Linked DNA regions of Mus musculus: region 1 is linked to region 2. The links are chromatin loops, found by intact Hi-C in ENCODE. Cell type or tissue: left cerebral cortex. All regions are shown on one strand. Each heading gives the region's core, and the rest is flanking DNA. Links, peaks and the distances in the headings are about the cores only.

Region 1 (16,700 bases), core at 6,320-11,319, 410 kb after region 2:
TGCTACTTTCCTTTAACTTGAGCATCCTGTGGTTTGTCAAATGTGGTTTACCTTCTTTACAACAGACAGACACAGCAATGACACATCACAGCACGACAGGCACTTGGCTCGAGTTTATGCTACTCAAATCAAAGTCCCCAAACTAAGCTGATGATAAAATTGAACCTTATAAAATAAATAGTAGGCAAAGTTTATCCTGGACAGCTCTATTTCCAGTGTAAGTATCAATTTAGGATTTTGCTCTGACAGTAGAATTTGGGACTTAGCTTTTGTTTGTTTTGTAATAACATAGCATATTTTAAAAATAATAGTCAATTTCTCATGTTTAAATTGTATTTTGAAAATTCACCAAAAGACTTCATTTTATATCAATTCTGCAGTTTAAAATGCTTCCCACACTATCGAAGTCCCCCCCCCCCCCCAGTACTGTACCCTTAGGTTTGTGTTCACATTATGTCCTTCCTTATGGTCTGAAGCCGCTGAGCTCACGCTGGGGCTAGGATTTGGGCTGCCCCTCTGCTCTGTGTACCTGTCTTCCCAACTGCAGCAGTGAGCAGTTGGGCAGGAAGAATTGCCTACTGACCCTGTGAAAGCCCCAAATGAAAGGTCATATTGCCACGTATAGCATGAGTCTTTCTTGTCTTTCTTTTGTGTCCTCTTGTCTTTTCAGTCAGAATGATGCAGGAAAAATTTGAAATGCCAAATTCCATAATTTTTTTTCCTTTTTTCGAGTGAAAACAACAAATACCTAATACAGACCTAAAAATGTTAAATGGCAAAGCCCATATAATTTTATCATATTTTCTTAATACTTAATTTTCTTAAATACTTTAGAGTATTAAGTACATAACACTTTAAATATAAAACACCAACTTTATAAAAAAAGTGTTAAAATATGGCAAAAGAATGCCTTAAAATGATTTTGTGAAACATAGGAAATTAACTTTTGAAGCCACAATCATGGGTTGCATATTATTTTCCCCTTTCTTCTGAAAAAGTGTCTCACAATGTAGCTGAGGCTAACCCCAAACTCAGAATAAGCTGTCTCTTTGTCCCAAGTGCTGGGATTACAGCCTTAACAATACCCTAGAAATTACAGGCTTTTCATGTCTTTTTAAATACTACCATTTTCTAATCCAAGCTGACAGGATCTCATGACAAAACTTTGAACGCTCGTTACATAGATGCTAAAACAAACTATGTCTGTGTGGTTTTTATGTGACAGTGCCTTGAAAACTGGTCAATATTCATACAACACAAAGACAAATCAGGATGTGTTCTCAATGATAGGACAGGTTTACACCTGTTGGAAACTTATGGAAATGTTTGGTAGAACACTGTCTTCCCAGGCTTGCAATGACATCTGCAGAATGTCTTTGTAGCTGGTCATTTAGCCTTAAAGCCACTCAGTGGAATAGGTTGAACTGTGTGATTTGTCTTAATGTATCAAATTCATAGGGTGACATTTTGGAATCTTCCCTGGGGTGCAACCCCACATCCCAGCACCTACCTTTCCTCTCGGCAGCCTCGGCCCTGGTCAGGTAGTGGTAGAAATTGTCTAGCTTGTCCGGCTGGTCCTCCAGAGGCCTCTGCTGCCAGAAGAGGGACTGTGCCTTCGCAGCTTCCCGGAGCTTATCCCACTGTTCCATCAGTGCAAAGAGCTCGGTGAAGGACTTGTGGAACCCATCTCGCAGCATGTCCACGCAGATGCTCTTCTTGTATGAGTTCCTGTGGCTGGGAACACGAGCAGAACACCAGCCATTTTAGACCAGAGAGGGGTTCTCAATCTCTAAACACCAGACAGGCTTTCTTACTCATCTTCCTCAGCGAAAGCATGAAAACTATCAAGAGATCTTTGTGACAAATCAAGCAACTTCCATTTTAGAAGGATGCAGAGAGCTTACCTAACACAGTTGTGTTAATGTAACCGCACCTCTGAAAAGGACAAATGTGTTACTTTAACTATTCAAAGTTTTTTTTTCATACACACAGACAAATACAAACACGTCCACTCCCTACCCTACCCTCTACACACACCCCTGCTCAAACCAACCAACCTATCAGCAGACCAAACAGACCTGCCAGCCAAGTAAGAAGACCAACAAGAAAAAAAACTTGTTGAATATTAAAAGTCCATTAATTTCTGTATTATGTAGTTCTACAATCTGTTATTGGAATTTGGCCATTTCCAGTCAATCATGCTTCTGCATTTAATGTTTTAAACAATTACTGAAATACCATAGTGTGTGTGTGTATGTGTGTGTGTGTGTATAGATACATATATATAATATACATATATATATATATACACACACACATATATATATGTATGTATATGTACATATGTGTATATATATACAGGTAGGATCAAATGAATGGTTTGATAACTCAATTATTAAGTAAGTAGATAAACAAATAGAAATTCACTTCCTAGTAAATTTGGAAATTTGGAAAGCCGAGACAGGAGGATTGTTCATTTGAATTCAGCCTGGGCTACATAGTATGAGCCTGTCTCAAAAGATAAAACCAAATAAAAACCTCCTAACACATACTTTATTGTTCATAAGCACGGATAAAGAAACAGATGACTCTCTGTTGTATTTATCCCACAAATCCCTACCGGCTTTCTCATGATGAAATACCTACTTTTTCCATTTTCTTATGTGTGTTGGGTGCATATGTGTGTTGTGCATTGTTTGCATATGTGTGAAAGTACAAATGCATGTGTGTGTGCCTGCGGGTGGGGGCCTGCGGTTGATGTGAGGGACATCCATGATCACTTTCGAGCCTTATTCTTGGGGGCAGGGTCTCTAAGTCTGACCCAGATCTTACAGATGCAGCTAGTTTTACTAGCCAGTTTGTTCTGGAGACACTCTGTCTCCACTCCCTGAGTTAACGGCAGTTAAAGGCAGGTGGATACACTCTCTGGCATATGTGTGAGGTCTGGGGATCTGAACTCCAGTTCTTATGCTCGAGTGGCAAGTGATTTAACTTTTGAGCCCCCAAACTCAGCCATCTCTGCAGCTCCTCCCCCCCCCCCCCCCACCGCCCGCCAAGATGTACTGTTCTAGGCCAAAAAGAGTCAGTGCCCTTGTAAAATCTGTATGCCTGTTCAAGGGAAGACACAGACAACAACTAAACAGACACATAATAAACAATGATTGAAAATGTTTATTTAAGAGTTACATGTGCTGCCAGGTGTGGTGGCACCGGTCTTAATCCCAGCACTCAGAAGGCAGAGGCAAGCAGATCTCTGTGATTTTACATGCTGAGTTCCAAGCCAGCTAGAGTTTTGTAGAAGGATCCTGTCTGAAAACAAACAAACAAAAAACAAAAGGAAAGAAACAAAAGGAAAAAGAATACACATGCTTATGGAGAACATATGGGGTAGTCACTGTTTAACCAAAAGAACAAGTAGATATTAAAAGATAGTTTCAAGTAAATTACTGTATGTTCTTTCTTTAAAAGAAGACAGTTCGATGTTTAGGACAATTGATCTGATGGGGAACTGACTACTGGCAATACAGGCTTGAGGGTCGGTGGAATCTACCTGATCACTCAAAATCAGGAGTTCTGATGTGGAGCCCGACATGCCCTGACATCCCTACCTGAACATCCCTGAATCCCATTCCTTTCCCTGTGTAAAAGCCTGTATTAGCATCAGTCCTAACCACATTGCAGAACTCTTCTAGGAACCCATGAAATACCGTGTGTGCAAACTCTCTGGGAAATACTAACCCTGTGGTGGTTGGTTCTCACCTTCTAGCTATGCATTGGATTCACTGGAGGTTTGAAAACAAAACCTACCCGCCTACCAAGAATGTCTCATGCAGTGGCCCTGCTTAGGTATGGAGGGAAGCTAAGTGTGGTGAGACACTGAGGTTGCTAAGGCCAAGAGTGGCAGAGCTAGCTGCCGAGGAGGCTGGATCGGGGCTACATTAACAGGATGCACCTGTGGATAGTTATTATTATTGTGAAGCTAGGAGTGGAACATGGATGGAGTCTTTGAGCATGCTAGGGACCATTCCTCCCGAGCTCCACCCCATCCACATGGCTGCATTTGAGAAGTGTCTGGAAGGATCGTCCTACATGAACTTGAACTTTAGCTCTCTCCCACCTGATAACCAGATTATTTACAGAAATAACTGATAGAGAGTAAAGAAACTATCTTCCTATACCAAAAAATTAAGAGCCATCATGTGATTCTAAGATTAAAAGAGAAGACTAATGCATGATTTCTGTTTCCTGCCATGTCCTCTGATCCAGTGAAAAGGGCCCAGAATAGAAGGGTCAGGAGTGAACCTGTGAATGGGCCACACCCCCTTTCTCCCACCCCCCTCCCTCAAATACTAGGCGAGGTAGAAATGGAACTCGGTTTCTTGTAATATCCAGAAGAATTGGGAGGGAGGGGGCAACTGTGCCCATCTCTTGTGGGATGCATGAAGGTATGAGGACAACCACCATCTATCTCCTTGTCCATCTCCCTGAGCACAGGGCATATGGAAACAACCAACTCTCAGGTTCTAAGCAGAAGACAGCTGGCCCTTTAATTTCTCAAGGACCTAGGACAACACGAGAGGGACACCATAACATCCCAGGTGCTCTGTGTGCCACACTGAAGGTTTTGGACAGAGAGGGCCACAATTCCTGCCACCATAGTTTCAAACAGCAGCAAGGTTTGTATGCTAAAAGGCTATGTATAGGCTGCACATGGGGACAGACCCAAGACACAAGCTGTGCTGGAGAGATGTGGCAGCTCAGGCTAGCTCATCTGCAGAGCTGATGGCGAAGCTCAGCCAGAGATGCACCTGGCCACCTCTGTGGGACTGCATAGCTCAGGAATACACTCAGTAAGAGAGCTTGCCTTCCAGAAGCTTAGAAAACCAAAGCTTCTAGATACCTGCTAATGGCGCATAGGGGAAGGTCTGGCTGAGTGGCCTGGTGGATTCAAGGCTGATATCTCTGGGATTATCTTGTTCTCTGTGCTTTGCTGATCACTATCAAGCTGCTACAGATCACTTTTAAAATGAGAAGAAAGGAGACTCGGTGGCATGGTTTTCCTTATCTGTGGGGGAAAGCGAAACCATTTCTGTAAGTAGCAGCTCCTCGTTTATGCCTTACTGGTCAGAACTGGGTCAAACGCCACCCTGCTATATTGCAAACCAACACTGCCTTTGGTTGCCATCTTGTTCAGGAAAGGAAGATACTGCATCAGAGATATGGACACTAAAAGATAAGTTTCTGACTTTTTAGGACTAAAGCTGAACTTTCGTATATATTTTCGTTTGTGGGACCCAGTAATTCTATTGCCTTTTGGCTCCCACACTGAGTGCAATGTTGTTTAGTTTTGTTTTGTTTTTCTGTTGTAGGAGGAGAGGTGATGGTAAGTGGCTTTTGAATGTTGAGAAAGATCACCACACTGGTCTGGCTTTATCTGAGTGACAAGATAAGATTTTGACACTAGGGAGGATTAATGCTGAGGGCCAGGAATTAAAATGAAGTTATATATATACATACATATATATATTAGACTTAGAGTCCGTGACTCTGAACTTCACACCTGATCCTACAGAAGGAGTGGAGGAGGACAAGCCCGGAAGCTTCGAGGAGAGATAGTGGGCTTTGCTGGCCACTCATGAGAAAGGCTGTAGGTCTGGATCCAGGGCACAGGAGGTAGAGAAGCTGTTGGCTCCAAAATGTATTTAGGTGATGGCATGTGGTGGTGGCATGACTTGGTGACTGGTGTTACCAACGTGAAGAAGCAGATTGACAATGGGTCATATTCTAAAGAGGGGAAACAAATGGTTGATTGGACTTTGAAAATGATTAACTGGAGTTTGTGGAATCTGAGGATATATGTGATTGGCAGTCCAGAAGGCCTCAGAGGATGGAGGCTGTAACGCCAACCTTTCTTAAAATAAGAGATGCTATCTCTGTGTGTTGGAGGCTCTCACCATGTATGTGAGAAGACCTCCTGGGTCAAACATAAAGAAAAGTGAAATGCTGGCTTTAAACACTAAGTTGGAGCATCATAAGAGCCACTCCTGCAAGATCAGGTGAGAAACAAATGCAGACAAGCACCCCAGGCCTCCTTTGTTGGCCTAGAGAGATGGAAAAGGGTCATTTGCTGCAGGTGACCTGCCCAGCATTGAGGCCCCCCCCCCACAGCTAGCAGCATTCTAGAATAGATGAAAATAACCAGTCCCACTGGAGATAAGTTATTTGTGGGTCAAGAATTTTAGTAATTTAATCAGGGCCTTTTTACCAAAAGGATGAGTACTGAGGTAAAGTGTTGATCCACAGACACTGTCTGGGAAACAGGATGAAAGCAGGACTACAGCTCATTCAAGGAGGCAATGGCTTCTTAGGAACACTGTTGGGGCTGTTCTTGCTATCCACCGTCTGTTAAGGGTGCTATGACTTGGCCTTTCCTTCTGGACCAAGTTCTCTCCTAATTTCCACCTAATTAGTTACTAAATAATACCCTTCCAATAAGGCCACTTCCACTTAATTTAGTCATGATCAGTTGCTGCTCCCTATGGCCCTAAATTCCCAAAGCCCCACCAAAGGCTGGACTGAGATTATGTCTGAGATAGCTTTCAGCTTCCAAACATCCACGAGATGCAATTGGCATCCATTTCAAAAATATCTAGTGAATGTTCAAATGGCCATTCTTCACGAAGATGCTCTAACAGTCAATATTTCAATATGTATCTATAACTATGCTGACGTTTTGATTTGGCACATAGGTTTGCACATGTGTAAACTTATGTATCATCAAATAAGCCCTGTTATTCAAACCCAGGATGAAGAAAAATCAGTGATGTCAACCTACTCAATAAATTCCCATTCAGACCTTCATAGTTAATGTAAATCTTTATTTACTAAGATCCCTTGATTATTTGGAAGTAACAGTGTGCGTCAGTTCTTGCTAGTATATTTGAACTCTTCAAATTTCTGTTTCTTAATAGACAACTGTAGTCAAAGTTCTCTTGCTTTGTGCAAATGTTTGTTTATTTTAAATATAAAGACAATAGAATTTTGTCACCTTTTTAATCATTTTTCCTTGGGACCTGATTGTTTTACTCCTCAGTTTTAGTGACACACCAAAACATTTATGAATATTGGTCTAAACTAAAATATGTTGCTTTTAGGCATCAGAATAAAAATTTATACAAGGGGGAAAAGAGAACTCTGGGAACCCCCTGAAAGGATTTCATATTACGGAATTTGACGCCAGTGCTCACAGAGAACAAGGGGTATGCAGATAAATGTGAGGCCATTACTGGCCACATCAACCACCTATAAGTGTGTTCCAGGAAGTGATCACAGAGGCACATCAGACTTCGGTGCCATGTCAGCTACATCAACCCAACATAAGCTAGAGGGCCACTAGAGAGGAAGGTGTTTTCTTAATTAGTGATTGATGTGGGAGAGCCCAGCACATTGTGGGTGATCTCACCCCTGGGTGGCCTTGGAAAGCAAGCTAAGCAAGCCATGAAGAGCAGGCCAGTAAGCAGCACCCCTCCGTGGCCTCTGCATCGGCTCCTGCCTTCAGATCCCCCCAACTCCCTTTTAAGGCCCTGGTTCCACTGCCTTCAGTGATAAACTGTGATGTGGAAGGGGAAGCCAAGTGGACCCTTTCTACTTAAGTTGCTTTTGGTCATGATGTTTCCTCATCGCAGTAGAAGTCCTAACTAAGACACCGGGATGGGATCTGCAGCTGGGGAATGGATTTTCAAACTAGATGTAGTTCTATCTACATGGTGTCTATTGCTATTTAAAGGCACCACTCAATGGCGATCTGGTTATTTCAATTTGCATCAAAACTCCTCTAAAAATATTTGTGTTGCCCAAAGCCATAGAAGCTTGCAGGGGACAGAACTCTTTCTGCCCCTGATTCATAATTTTTCCACTCTCCCATAGTTACATAGACAACCTCGCCCTTCTTCATCTTCTCTACAGTGTTCTGCTTAATTGCACTGTTTGTTTAAAAATTTGATACATTCTGACAACTATGATGCAATACCCTGTTTGAATCACGTAGTCTTTATCTGAGCTAATCTGTGTTCAAACTGGGCCAGGAAAGGTGACCAGAGTCATTCTGAGACCGTCCCAGAGGAGCCTTCTTCTTAAAACGAGGGGCTGGCAGGTGATGGCATCCACGACAAATGGATTCGATAGCGGAGTCTTATTGGAGGGTATGAAGGAAGCACACTGGCAAACATTTAATAAGAATGAAAACCAAACCCTTCTACAAACAGAGCTGGTAAAGGGGAAGCAGACGGGCATGGTCCGCTTATTCTCTTTGCACGTGAACGTGAGTTAGCTAGAGATGGACTTTTAAAACCCAAGCACTATTACCTCTCCAAATATGTGGGGAATAAATTTATCGCATTTCTTTACGGGCTAAACTGGAATCAGACTATCAGAGTGAACCTTCACATTCAGAGACTTCAAGCACAGTTCAATAAGGAAAAAACATACTTTAAAACAAGATCATAAAAATTTTATTTAATTCGACAAAGATAAACTTGAAAGATCTGTAAGAGCTCATCAAAAGTCAGGCTAATACTTTTATTCCATTAAGTTAATATTTATAAGCCACTAGTGGGATATCTGTCGGTTTTAACAGTCTTACGCTCATATTGGAGGGATAAATGTTATTGGAATCACCTGCGGGATAATTACACTGACTTAATGAATACCGAAACAGCCTCAGTTAATATAATTTCCACGAAATAAAGTGAACTGCTATTCTTACCTCTGCTTTCCAGTGTAGGTAGATATTACACACGATCAAAATGAAACAAAAAGTTATTTTCATGCACACACTCACACGGATTGCATAAGTGCCTAGCTCTGGTTCAATACTTTTCACTCTTGCAATTTTTTTTTCTCCAAAAGCTGAACAACAACAACAACAGCAACAACAAACATTGGCAAGCATTTCTCTATAAATACATAAAGCTAGAGGAAAGAGATAAAATAAAAACTATCATAGCACTTAGAATGACTTTACTTCAAAAATAAATGGAATTTCAGTGAACAACGACAGCATTCATTATCTAAATGTCTGCTTTAAACTAATTAAAAATTAGTTACAGTGATGACGAATACTGATTGAGAATCGTCCTATATGTACACTACATACTGGAAAGTAACAAATGAATGGGGGTTTGCACTTTTAAGGGCTTTTATTTTATTTTCCATGTACTTCCAAATAGAGTCAGGTACAAAGTTTTAAACATTAAACAAAAACAAACAAACAAACAAACAAGCCAACAAGCAAACAAACCAAACATCCCTTCCTTTAAAAAGCGCCAAGGTTTCCAGTGAGTTGACTGGTCTCTGGGGGCATCTACTGGAAATTTAGCAAACTGCAGTCACATCATGTAAATCTGATAACTTTGAGTTTTCATCTTAATACAGATATTATTTTAACTGATATGCAAGCAAGGTGGCACCCAAATAATATACATGTAAAGTTATGCATGGCATCCTAGCTGATCCACGTGACAAGGGCAAAGGAGGAAGCTGTCTATGAGTCCAGTGAGCCATACCCCGTTGCTTTAAGTAGCATGTTAGGCCAACGTTTTCAAATCATTTAGTTCTCATTTATGGAAGAATTGGGGCGCACTATCAGTAGTAAGCACTCATACCTAGTAAGGAAAATGCAAACACTTTGCAACTGTGACGGTTTCTCAGAAACCCACATTGCTTATCTGTACAGCCACTAACTACAAATTAACAGTGCAATTGATTTTCTATATGGTTAAGTTTAGCTCTTCCATGTTAATATCTTGAAAAGCAGAATTTTGGTATATTTAAATTTAAAACTCTCTTTAATTATGACTAGTCACTATAATTTGGATTATTCATTAGGATTAGCATGACTGATTCTTCTAGATATTTCAAAACGTGAAGAATAATGCACATATTTTTAAATATACATTCCAATAAAGAACTTCTCATGCTATTTTATTTATGACTAATTATGTGGTAAGAATTTTAATGGCATAATTAGAATCACAACTTTCATTCTTTATGAAGGTTATGGGTATATATTTAAAATAAAGTTTTAAAAATAATTTTATATGTTTAAGTATCGTGCTATGCCTTCTATCATTACATATTTTACATGTTATCATAATTTTAGGTAAAATTCTCTTTACAACGATTAAAATAATTAACACCTAGCATGTATTAATTTATGTTTTCTGAAAAATTTTCTTCAGAATAACCACTTAAATAAGTGTGGTATAATCCATTATGTAAGCTTTTAAAAATGAAAATAAAAATATTGCAATTAGATATTAATACAATAGAATATTTTGTTTCAGTTTAGATTTAGATCCAATTAGGTATCTAGGTTAACCTACTAATTTAAAAAAAAATAAAATCTAGCACATTGACAGTGAATAGAATTGATATGTAATACCAATACCAGTTGTAAGTTTACATATTTGAATCTTTGGAAAACCTGTTACTCATGCAAGTTTTTATCTATATTTTAGGAAAATACAAATTCATATCTATTAATAAAGTAGAAAGCATAAAATTTTGACATTTTCACAGCACAGGTACAGAATACAAAATATTATTTGAAAAATTCTACTTAATTCAAGCACATCTTTTTTTTTCTTTTAAATTTTTTTTAAAGAAACCTAGTAATAAGGTAGAATTATTACTAATATAGTTCTTTTGGGTAATACAACATTTAAAGACATAGTTAACAAAAAAAATCCTCCCAACAAGAATTTCTTTCTAGACGGGTAACTTCATTTTAGAATACATGAAATATTTCTGTAGCAATAAGCGAATGTTAGGTCACACATTCCATTATTAGCACTGACATTTGGCATTCAGTGCAGTGACTCTGGTGAGACCAGGGGTTGTTTATCAACCCAGCAATGTCTTGCTGGCCATGATTACTGGACATCACAAGAGGATGGATTTGATTCAGCAAGCAGCACAGGACCGCAGCCCTTCGAATGACTTTAAATAGTTCTCTTAATAATATAAAGGCATTTAAAAATGTATTGATCACACTAAAAATGATTTACCCAAATGATTTCCATTCATTCAAATCTTTGAATCACAGTGGCCACCATTAGTTGAGCACGAATCAACAATGCACCCAGCAATGGCACAGAACTAGTTATCCACAAAAGCTGTCATGCAGAGAACTAGCTATCCACAAAAGCTGTCACGCAGTATTTTAGCAGTAGACATCTTTTTGTTGAGAAATAAAATCTCAAATTGTATCCACATTTTTACAAAGTTTCTTTGAGAGTTTCGTATAAAAGCCTGGAAGAGAGCCCTTATATAAGTATCCAGGTTTGTATAGCATCTAACTACTTGCAAACCTTTGTAAGAGGGTCAGGGTGAAACTGCCTTAGAGTAGAGCAGCAACTGCGGAACCAGGCAGAGTGAGTGCGCTGTGCACCGAGTGCCCTTTTAAGAGTTTTTCCAGGGAATGAATATTAAGCCAGAATGAACACCTTTGGGTAAAAGGAGCAGACACAGAGATTTATGGTGTTTGGTTTGTTTGTTTGTTTGTTTGTTTATTAGTTTTGTTTGTTGTGGTTCAAACGACACTGTAATTTTCAACCCTTGGAGAGCCAACAAAGAAGTACAGTTTCTAAAGTGACTTTTAGTGAGAAAAAGGAACTCAGTAGGTAATATAATTTTATTATATTGTGTCCTGATAAACACTGAATGTGAAGTAAAAATTAATTTCACATATCATGACTACAAACACACCAAAGTATTAATGTTGCTACAGCAACTGAATACTTTCGTGTAAATTAATATGATAATTTATGGTAGCATAAAACTCCACCCACAGAATATTGTATCTACTATTTTTTATATGTAATTTGTTGTGTCCTACACAATTTTTGAAATCATAAGATTTGAGGTTGTTTTTCTCAAAAAAGCCCCTCCCAAAACAAAAACCCACTTTCTTTATTTCGGCTTTCATCTCTATAAATAAAGCAATTGGTTCTCCATGTAAGGTGAGTGAAATGGGAAAATAGGAGAAGAGAAAGCCGGAGAGCTAATCTTAGGGAACAACCTGTGCCTTACAACAAAGGCAAGGCCGTGTGGCAACCCGACCAACATGTTTTCTGGGTCCGGCCTGGCTGTTTTCAGGGAACGCCTCACACTTTGCCTGTGCCAGAGTTCCTGAGTTTTGCAAGTAAAATTCCGTTTCTTGCACTCTTGCTGGGAGTCGTGAGAGTCTGTGGTTTGCACCTTCCCATTAAAAATGTATTGTATTTTTTGAAATTATTCACCCCGCCTTTTATCCAGATCGCGCCTTTGAAAGGAGGAAGTGGATGATGAATGGAATAATTCATGACTTCCCATTAAATATGAAACTTTCTTTTGCAGAGTTTAGAAAATGAAGTTCTACATAATGTACAGAAGTTGATTAGAACTTTTTCTACATCTTTTTTTTTTGAAATCTCTCACATAAAACAACTACATGAAGAGGCTTCTCTGTAAAAGGAAAAGCAGTTGATTCTTTGCACCTATGGTTTCCAGCTTTCTGTTCTTGTGTTTTTGCCTCTAAACACACGCACATACACTAGCACATGCACTCCCAGTCATGCACACACTCAAACATACACTTCTTAGGATTACTTAAAAGCATTAAAATGATGACAGGAAACATGTACATGAGGCTCTTCGGTTGACAAGTACTTAGGAGAAATGTGACACCCTTAAAACACAAAAGGAAAAAGTACATAATTTAAAAAATGACAGCCAAACATTATTCATGCTCTTTAGTATGAAAATAAATAGAAAAACTTGCATTTTGATTTTTTTTATAGTGTGACATTTCTTCAGTGAGGTGATGACATTTGCTGTGAAAACTGAACAAGACCTCACCTCTTCAGAACCTCCTCGCTCCCTCAGCCGCCTCTCTGTCCCCTTTCCCAGGGGCTCTGCTAAACCTACTTCTTCCTTTTCCTTTTGAAAAATTAAGTTCATTACGAGCGTAGGCTCATTTTACCACTGTCATTTTGTATTTTTTAGATGGAAAAAAAAAAAACCAAACCTATGGTAAATTGAGTAAAAAGACAGGTTACATCTCAATGCTCAAGGGCAACTCCAGAACTGATTTTTGTGGTTCTAAGGTGACTGCCTCACCAATGACACAGTTTTCATTAGCATCCTTTAACTTTCTTCCACATGAAAGGTAAGTTCAGGGTGTGCTTTCCCTTGTCAGACTTAAGGACAGAGTTATAAGGCATTTGGAGTAAACCTTCTTTGATTATCATTATAAAGAGATGAGTATCACACACACACACACACACACACACACACAGAGAGAGAGAGAGAGAGAGAGAGAGAGAGAGAGAGGGAGAGAGAGAAAGAGAGAGAGAGAGAGAGAGAGAGAGATAGATGAATGCTCCTCGCAGGCCCCGTGCATGAGGGATCAAACTTCCAGAAAGCGGTGAGAAGCGCAATAATGAAAAGCACAGACACTGATCATTCTGACCCTCTGCCAAGACAGAGTCTGGGAGAGATAACTTGCCATAAATAGCATGTTGACCTTATGGCAGCTATCATGAATATCTAGAAAATTACTAGTCAGGACTAACAATATTTAAAATCAAGTTTTGTAATTAGCAAGAGTGTTGTAAAACAAGGAGAAGGTATTTTTGAGAATACAAAACAATGTTGAATTCAAACTTAAAAAAAATTGTACATAAAATAGAGAGCAGGCAGGGAGTGCGTTGTCTCTTTCTAGTTCCTGAACAACACTGAAAATGCTAACAGGAGGCGAGCAGGCAGCCTTCGCAGCACGATCAACAGCACACAGAACAGAATTCAAGCAGAAAAACAATCAGAAGAGCAGAAGGCTCAGAGGTCTATAAATGGATGGATCACTGAGAAATACGGCAGGCAGAAAAAAATGCACCAGATGCAACGGCTTCAACATGTAGAGAATCAACAGGACAATGAAGACAAAGTGATTGAAATGAATTTTCTCTCAGAAACTTACAGATACAGTAAAAGAAAAATTACATGGCTAACACATACCCGGCTGAAGGGAATAACAGACTCAAGCAAGCTGGTGACTGGATCCCAAAAGCTATGTCTGCCAACTGTTCAGCAAATTAATGTACAACATGGATTAATTTCTAAAACGTACAAGACTGTTTTTATAAAAGTTGGCTGTACTAGCTACACTGGAAATTTCATGAGCTTATATCATGCACGGTGTATCATCTGAGCCAAGGTTCCCTCCTCAAACCCTCATTTCCACTGAATGAAAGCAGCAGAGAGCAAGCACACACAAAAACCATTCGTCTGCAAATGCATAAACAAATCTCTAATTTATTCATTGCTTCAAAGTGAAGCCTTTTATGGACTCTTGACATATTTGGGGTTTTAAAGATGCCCAAACATCACATCCCTGAGAAGCAAGCGTCCTCAGGTCAGAAGGAAGCTTCCCACAGGAGTGTTGTGAAAACAGGGAGCAGCCGTTCCGAGCGAGCGAGGAAGGCACTTCCAACTCAGGGTGACAGAAAGAAATAACGAAACAGACACAATGAAATTAGACCAAAGACAGAGCAGAAGAGAACACATCAAGGGTAAACTGAAAGATAATAAAATAGAAGGAGGTGGGGGGCATCTCACAAAACAAACAGCTACTTATATAAAAGACAGAGAAGTCGCTTCGAACCTTATCAAGAATGAGGCAGGAGCACAAAAGCAGATGCAGCTGTGCACAGCAGCCGCACAGCCCTAATTACAGCAACAGCCATAGTCTTTCATGTACAGATGCTGATCGCAACGCTTGGCATATAATTATCTGATTTAAACCTCCCAATGTTTTCTATAAAATTGTAGGGCAGGAAAAGAAAGATTACAGGTTAACCCTATGATTTAGATGAAAATGTACACATACATACAAACACACACACACACACACACACACACACACACAGAGAGAGAGAGAGAGAGAGAGAGAGAGAGAGAGAGAACAAATCAAAGCTACACCATGTAAGTAGGTTTTACCCCAGAATTGAGGGATATAGTCCAATTTTAGAAAATTTAGTAATTTTATTATCATCTTAGCAAACTTTATGATCACCTCAGAAAAAATTAGAAAATTATTTTAAAATGTTAAAAGCCCATAATGTCTAAGAAACGTAGAAACTGAGGAAACTTTTTGTTGGCAATATGTACCTATTAAAAACACATGGGAAAACCCCCTTCACGTTTTGCAGTACACTGGAGAATAACATTGGAATTTGGTGCAATCCTCACTGAAGACCCAGTGACAATTTTAAAATCCCTACTAAACAGCAATATGCAAGAAAAGCATTTGGAACAAAGAGGGGCACCACATACAACTGAATCCATGAAGAGGGCTGTGGCACCAACTCCAGGACAGGCAAAAAAGTCAGTCACCCAGAACACCATGCTTGTGTGTGTGTGGGCGGGGGGAGCACCAGAAAGCACACCCGAGAATAAGAGGTACCGCAGTTTGGGGAAAGACTTGGGAACAGTGGATTTAATCACAGATTTTAAAGATTATTTCTTAACATTGGTGTCTTGCACACACATGTAAGATACATTGCATACACTATAGTACCCCTCTGCACTTAAAAATGTACTTCAGATACTTAAATCGGGTTCTAATCACTTTCCTGTCTTGGTAGGTTTATGGTAATGTCACCACTAAAATCTTCCAGTGCTTAAGCCTATCTCTTGGTATAGTGACTTTGTAGGCACATATTTTGGACTTCTGCATTAGTAATTGTTTATTGGCTTGAATAGTGACTTTTCTCTTAAATTCTGTATCCTCCTATTCCACTTGTGTGGTCATTTATGAGGGAAGCATAGGAGGGTCCAGAGAGGCTGCATGTGTGCACATGTGTGCATAGGTGTTTATTCATATGTATATGTGTGCATATATGTATGTGTTTGGGTGTGCATGCATGCATGTGTGTACATGTGTATGTGCATGTATTGAGTGTATGTACATGTGTATGTGTGAGTGTATGTAAGTGCGCTTATGTATTTGTGTGTGTGGGGGAACGTGTGTATATGTGGGCATGTGTATGTGAGTGCGTATGTGTTAGTGTGTGGGCATGTAAGTGTGTGTGCATATGAGTGGTGAGTGCATATGTGTGTGTGTGTGTGTGTGTGTGTGTGTGTGTGTGTGTGTGTAGGTTTGTCAGCTTTTGCTTCAGCTGTAAATGACTTTCGGTTGATGGTCTCTTTGACTGTTCCATCTTGCAGATTCTTGTTCTTCTTCACTTATTGTAACATTTCTTGTAATTGTAGTATTTCTTTCTCTGTGCTAATTTGGAATTTAATTTTGTTATTTTATTTAGTTTTATAAAAAGGAAACTCAGAGCATCAGTTTGTCACAGAACAGAACAAAAATCAAGTGGCAAATCAGAAAACACTTGCCACAAACAAAAGAGAGGCAAAATCAGGCATTTCAAAGTGTATGTGATACAGCTGAGGGGTGTTTAAAGGGACACTCACAGAGCTGCAATGCTCGTATGTCAGAAGGATAAATATCTACAGGAAGAGTAGCCTAGGGAGGGAGAGAGGGATGGAGGTGGGGGGAGGGGAATAGACAGGTAGGTAGGTGGTGGGTGAAGAATCTAGTACCATCTTGGGAATTGTGGAGGAGTCTGGAGCCTGGCCTCTAATGCAAGCCATCA
Region 2 (5,000 bases), core at 1-5,000:
AACATGTCTACAAAGTTCACAAAAGGTAGATGTGTGCAAGGTGGTGGCTATGACAGAGTGATGGCCAACAGGGACAGAGAGAAGGTAATGGGGGAAATGTGGACTCCAGGGATTTAATTCAGGCCTCTGGATGCAAAGGAGACCAAGAAGAGGAAAAGATGAGGAGGAGGAAGAGGAGGAAGAGGAGGAGGAGGAAGTAAATAAAAACAGTCCAGCCTTCTAGATAACTTGAAATTGACTTCTCTTTAAATAATGCTTTGAAAATAATAGTTTAATTAAAACTATTGTTCAGATTTACTCCAAAGTTTTAATATACACAGACAGAAGAGATCTCTGTTCGTGTGAAATGAATGGGCTTGGCAAAGCTACTCTACTGCTTCTGGATGTGTCTAACTGGCAACACACTCTGCTTCCAGTGCTGGGTGCCGATCAACGCTGAACAGAGACAACTGCATGCCATCTGCTTTGTCTCGTGCATCATGCATCTGGTTTACTCCAGTTTTTACAATATTCCTTATCAGAATCACCCCTCCAGCAGAGAAAAGAAACCCACAACGTTTTTACTCTGAGAGGTTCCAGTCCACAGGCGATGAATTAACCAATGCCTCTAAAAAATATCCCCGCCTCCTGTGAGCATCACTGGTCCTGACTCTTCCTCCCTACCCACAACACAAAGGGGAGGGTTCGGGTACCAGGCTGTCTTTTCAAAGTCAGTTTCCTACCTACCTCCCACCATCAATGACAGTTGAGAATCACTCCCTACTTAGTGCACATGATTTAAAATTAAATATCAGTGGGTAGAAGGAAAAAAAAAAACCAACAGCCCTGGAATATCAACTTCGAAGTGATCTCCGATGCAAATTCTCTCTGGAGCAGTGAGTGCTAGTGCTGCCCTAAGCTTCGCTGGGCTGGAAACAGGAAGGGAAGCAGACTGGGCCAGCAGAGCACTTAGAGCAATGACTACCAAACACCATTTGCAGGGAGGGGTGAGGGGTTATAAAGAGTTGAACAAGATCACGTAGCAGTTGGGGCTGCAGAGTATCTATCATGAAGTCTCAGGGCTGGGTTTACCGCTCCAGAGTCCATGGAAAGTACAGAACAGTAGCACTTTTGTAATCTGAGCTCCCTGAGGCTAGATGCGAAGCTCAGGGGCCAGTTAGCCAGGTATCCACAGCAGCAAACCACAGGAAAGCCAAACAAAATCCTGTCTTAAAGCACCCAACGTGGTCCTCTGACCTCCAAATGTGGGATGAGTGAACCCTGCTCAGCACATACCCCCAATACACACCAACACCATACACACAAACGTACCACACACACATACACACACCATGTCAACAGGCACAAACTTAACTGTGTTAGTTAAGAAAACACAAATAAGTTCTGGAAAGAACTTTTAAAGTATTAGACTTTCACTCTGAAGGCAAATGGTTAAAAACAGCAATGACTCATTTTGCATAATTATATACAGCAAATTACCCTTAATGTTTCAGCTAAGACTCTTCCCAATACAATCACCTCTAAAGTCTTAGTGGATTTTGTAAATAAGGAAAAGAAAATTCGGAGCAGAAATAGCTCTATCTATAGTCACATCATATATTTACTGGTTGTGTGTGTATGTTTATATATGTCCAGGTAAGCTACTTCTCCTGGCTTGGCCTCCTTATTTTGGTAGAAGTGCTGGGGTCACAGACACGCACACTGTGCCTGGCCTTGCCCGGATGTGGACCCAGGGGTGACACTCAGGATGCCAGCCTTGCAAAGCGAGCACTTTCATCCGGGGAGTCTGCTCCCTGGTCCCATCTGCTCTTGTTACTGTTGTTAGGATTTTAAGGCAAGATCTTCCTACAGAGCTGAGGGGGCCTTCAAATTCAACAGTATTTCAGCTTCCGCCTTCCGAGGGCTGATGTTACCACAGCAAGTTAGAGATGTAGAAAAATTGCAAACATGCTTAAAACTAGGTCTTTACAGAAACTGAAAAAAATCTATGTCAATATAATTTTCCTACTTCCCCAGTAGAGGGCAACTTCTACACACTTTGACAGTTAAAAAACAAAACAAAACAAAACAAAACAAAACAAAACACCCAAAATCTACCGTCCAACAACTTCAAGTCTATGCACATCACATCAGTAAGAACCATGAGCCATTTAGAGTAAAACAATATAGCTCCAGCTTATAAACTGATTTCTCCTGCCAGGCAGCTATAAAATACCACTTATAGAATTGAACTTATTAGGAAGCGAGTATACCTAATGAACAATTAGCATGATGATCAATGTAATTACAACTCCAAGACTTTCAGCCACAGCCGACATCAGTTCAAACGACAGTTATCAGTAACTGAAATATAAAAGGAAACAGAACACTGCTCTTATTACCTAGTGTGACTGAATTTGTGTGCCCGATCTGTAAGTGAGGCTCAGGGGAATATGTTTTCAGTAAGAATAACAAAAAAGAGAGACAGAAAAACTGAACACGTTCAAACATTTGAAACATATATGACCGTTTTTGATATTATGAAATCAGAATTAATTCTTTTTTTTAAGATTTATTTATTTTATTTTATGTATATGAGAACACTATAGCTATAAATGGTTGTGAGCCATCATGTGGCTGGGAATTGAATTTCAGGTCTTGCTCGCTCTGGCCAGCACCGCTTGCTCTGGCCCAAAGATTTTATTTATTATTATGTCTAAGTACACTGTAGCTGTCTTCAGACACACTAGAAGAAGGCGTCGGATCTCATTATGTATGGTTGTGAACCACCATGTTGTTGCTTGGATTTGAACTCAGGACCTCAGAAAGAGCAGTCAGTGCTCTTAACTACTGAGCCATCTCTCCAGCCCAGGAATTATTTCTTATCAGTGCTCATGTGTTAATGGCAGCAGGCATAAGGACATAACTGCAGCTACAGTTACGTAGGCAACCTAAGTAAAATCCCACCATATACTTTCTCATGACTGTGTTGTGCTGCAGCTATACAATGTTGCATGTTCTCATTTCCTCCTTCATTCAACAACTATCTTTCTTTCTTTTTTAGTATATGTGATGTGCTAAGTGTTCAGATGCATGTGGGTATGCATGTATGTTCATACATGGGTGGTACCATGTACATGGATGTATGTGTCCATGTGCATGTGTGCTGCTTCTTACTGAAGCAGGGACTGTGGCTGACCAGAGGCTCACAGATTTTGGCTGCTCCACGAGCCAGTGCATCCTGGGATCACCTGTCTGTGTTTCCCACCTTTGTGCTGGGATTCTAGACAGCCACCATGCCTGCTTAGCTTTTATGTGTGTCCTGGGGAGTCCCAATGCTGGTCTGCACACTTGCGGGATAAACCTTTAATTGCCTGATTTCTTTTTGGGTGCTTACAATGTGACAGACACTATTCTAGAAGTTAAGGATACAGATTGACAAAATTCTCTCCATTCTTGTAGTTTATATGCTAAGTAGTAACACTCCCCCTACATACACAACATATAGTTTTCTAAAAGGAAGAACTTACAAGGCACATGGTTACCCATCTCCTAACAATGGTCTCTTGATTAGAAAATTAGTGTTTTCAATATGGATGGCTATCATAAGGAAAAACTGAAATGCTTTCCTTGCACAAAATAGCACAGGGATCTCATTAGGAAAAAATTAATTGTACAGAAAATTTAAAAGGATGATAAGCAGGATTTTCTAGTACTCCACTAAATCATGAGATTGTTTTTAATGAGTCCTTCCAATGACAAACAGCACATCAGTATCCACCCATCCCGACCTCCCGCCATCGGGTAGCGAATGACCCAGGCTGTCTTCCGGCCATCATATCATCCGGACTGCCCGGAACTTTGCCTGTCCTTTCTCAATTGCGTTTCTTAGTGCTCTTCTCCCCAAAGAGTATTCTTCTATTCGACTTATGTTTTATACACAGAAGTCACTTCACTCCTCTCTGAGTCCTCTCAATTCTAATATAAAAAGTGAACATATGGTTTTCCCTGAAATTGGTAGGCTCTGTGGTATACACTGTTGGTTAGTGAACTTCAGAAGCAGCCTGGGAATATGGCCTTTAACTGCTTACAGAGGGACAAACAATAAAAGGGGGAAGGCATTTACCCTGGACAGAGCCCACAGTAACTCCATCAGTCTACACACAATGCAACACTCGTCGACAGTTTCCTGATGTGAGCTGGAATAATAACCATTTCTTTTTTTTTTTAATTTGAATTATCAAGGGTGTAAGTCTCTTTTTTTCCATTTTTATTAGGTATTTAGCATATTTACATTTCCAATGCTATACCAAAAGTCCCCCATACCCACCCACCCCCACTCCCCTACCCACCCACTCCCCCTTTTTGGCCCTGGCGTTCCCCTGTACTGGGGCATATAAAGTTTGCAAGTCCAATGGGCCTCTCTTTCCAGTGATGGTCGACTAGGCCATCTTTTGATACATATGCAGCTAGAGTCAAGAGCTCCGGGGTACTGGTTAGTTCATAATGTTGTTCCACCTATAGGGTTGCAGATCCCTTTAGCTCCTTGGGTACTTTCTCTAGCTCCTCCATTGGGAGCCCTGTGATCCATCCATTAGCTGACTGTGAGCATCCACTTCTGTGTTTGCTAGGCCCCATAATAACCATTTCTTAAGTCAGGAAATCTACATAACAGATTTTTTTATACAACCAAGATCCTCGTATCATTGCGTTTATAATCTTGCTTAATCCACATATTTGCTTTCGTGACTCATTCTATAAAAATTTGAGCAGTGGACTTTTTAAATTTATAAAACAATGCAAAGGAAACCCATGGCACTAGGTGGCACTGTGGGACCTTCCAGGGCAAAGCAATACCAGAAAGTTCTGTGCTAGACAAATTGTTACCGTTGGTTCTGTGCATATAAGTGCACATCAAATATTTTGTGCATCGTCCAATGCCACGCTCATAAAAGCAGCACAATACTGAAACAAGTTCAAAAGAACTCTTTCGGGAAGACACACTCTCATTTCTAATCCCT

What was found. A loop is a pair of places that touch in the nucleus more often than their neighbours do. Peaks named below come from ENCODE experiments on the same cell type or tissue, not always from the same donor. Only the 100,000 strongest peaks of a DNase experiment are listed, where the experiment ranks them.
Region 1: a loop joins it to region 2, with 7 times the contacts of the local background. A loop is called at or near these places in 25 of 42 quality-filtered maps.

Annotation. Positions count from the first base shown.
Region 1 is chr8:78,231,133-78,247,832 of GRCm38, reverse strand. Ttc29 (tetratricopeptide repeat domain 29) reads right to left here. Exons shown (of 14, transcript NM_183096.3): 6 at 1,511-1,734. Among named protein-coding and RNA genes, the nearest start is that of Ttc29, 26 kb to the right of the region's middle. In left cerebral cortex, for the core only: a CTCF peak has its summit at 9,366; a DNase peak (open chromatin) is centred at 9,376.
Region 2 is chr8:78,648,900-78,653,899 of GRCm38, reverse strand. All of the region lies in intron 5 of Slc10a7 (solute carrier family 10 (sodium/bile acid cotransporter family), member 7), which reads right to left. Among named protein-coding and RNA genes, the nearest start is that of Gm39203, 23 kb to the left of the region's middle. In left cerebral cortex, for the core only: CTCF peaks have their summits at 2,015 (motif pointing right) and 4,806 (motif pointing right); DNase peaks (open chromatin) are centred at 506 and 4,803.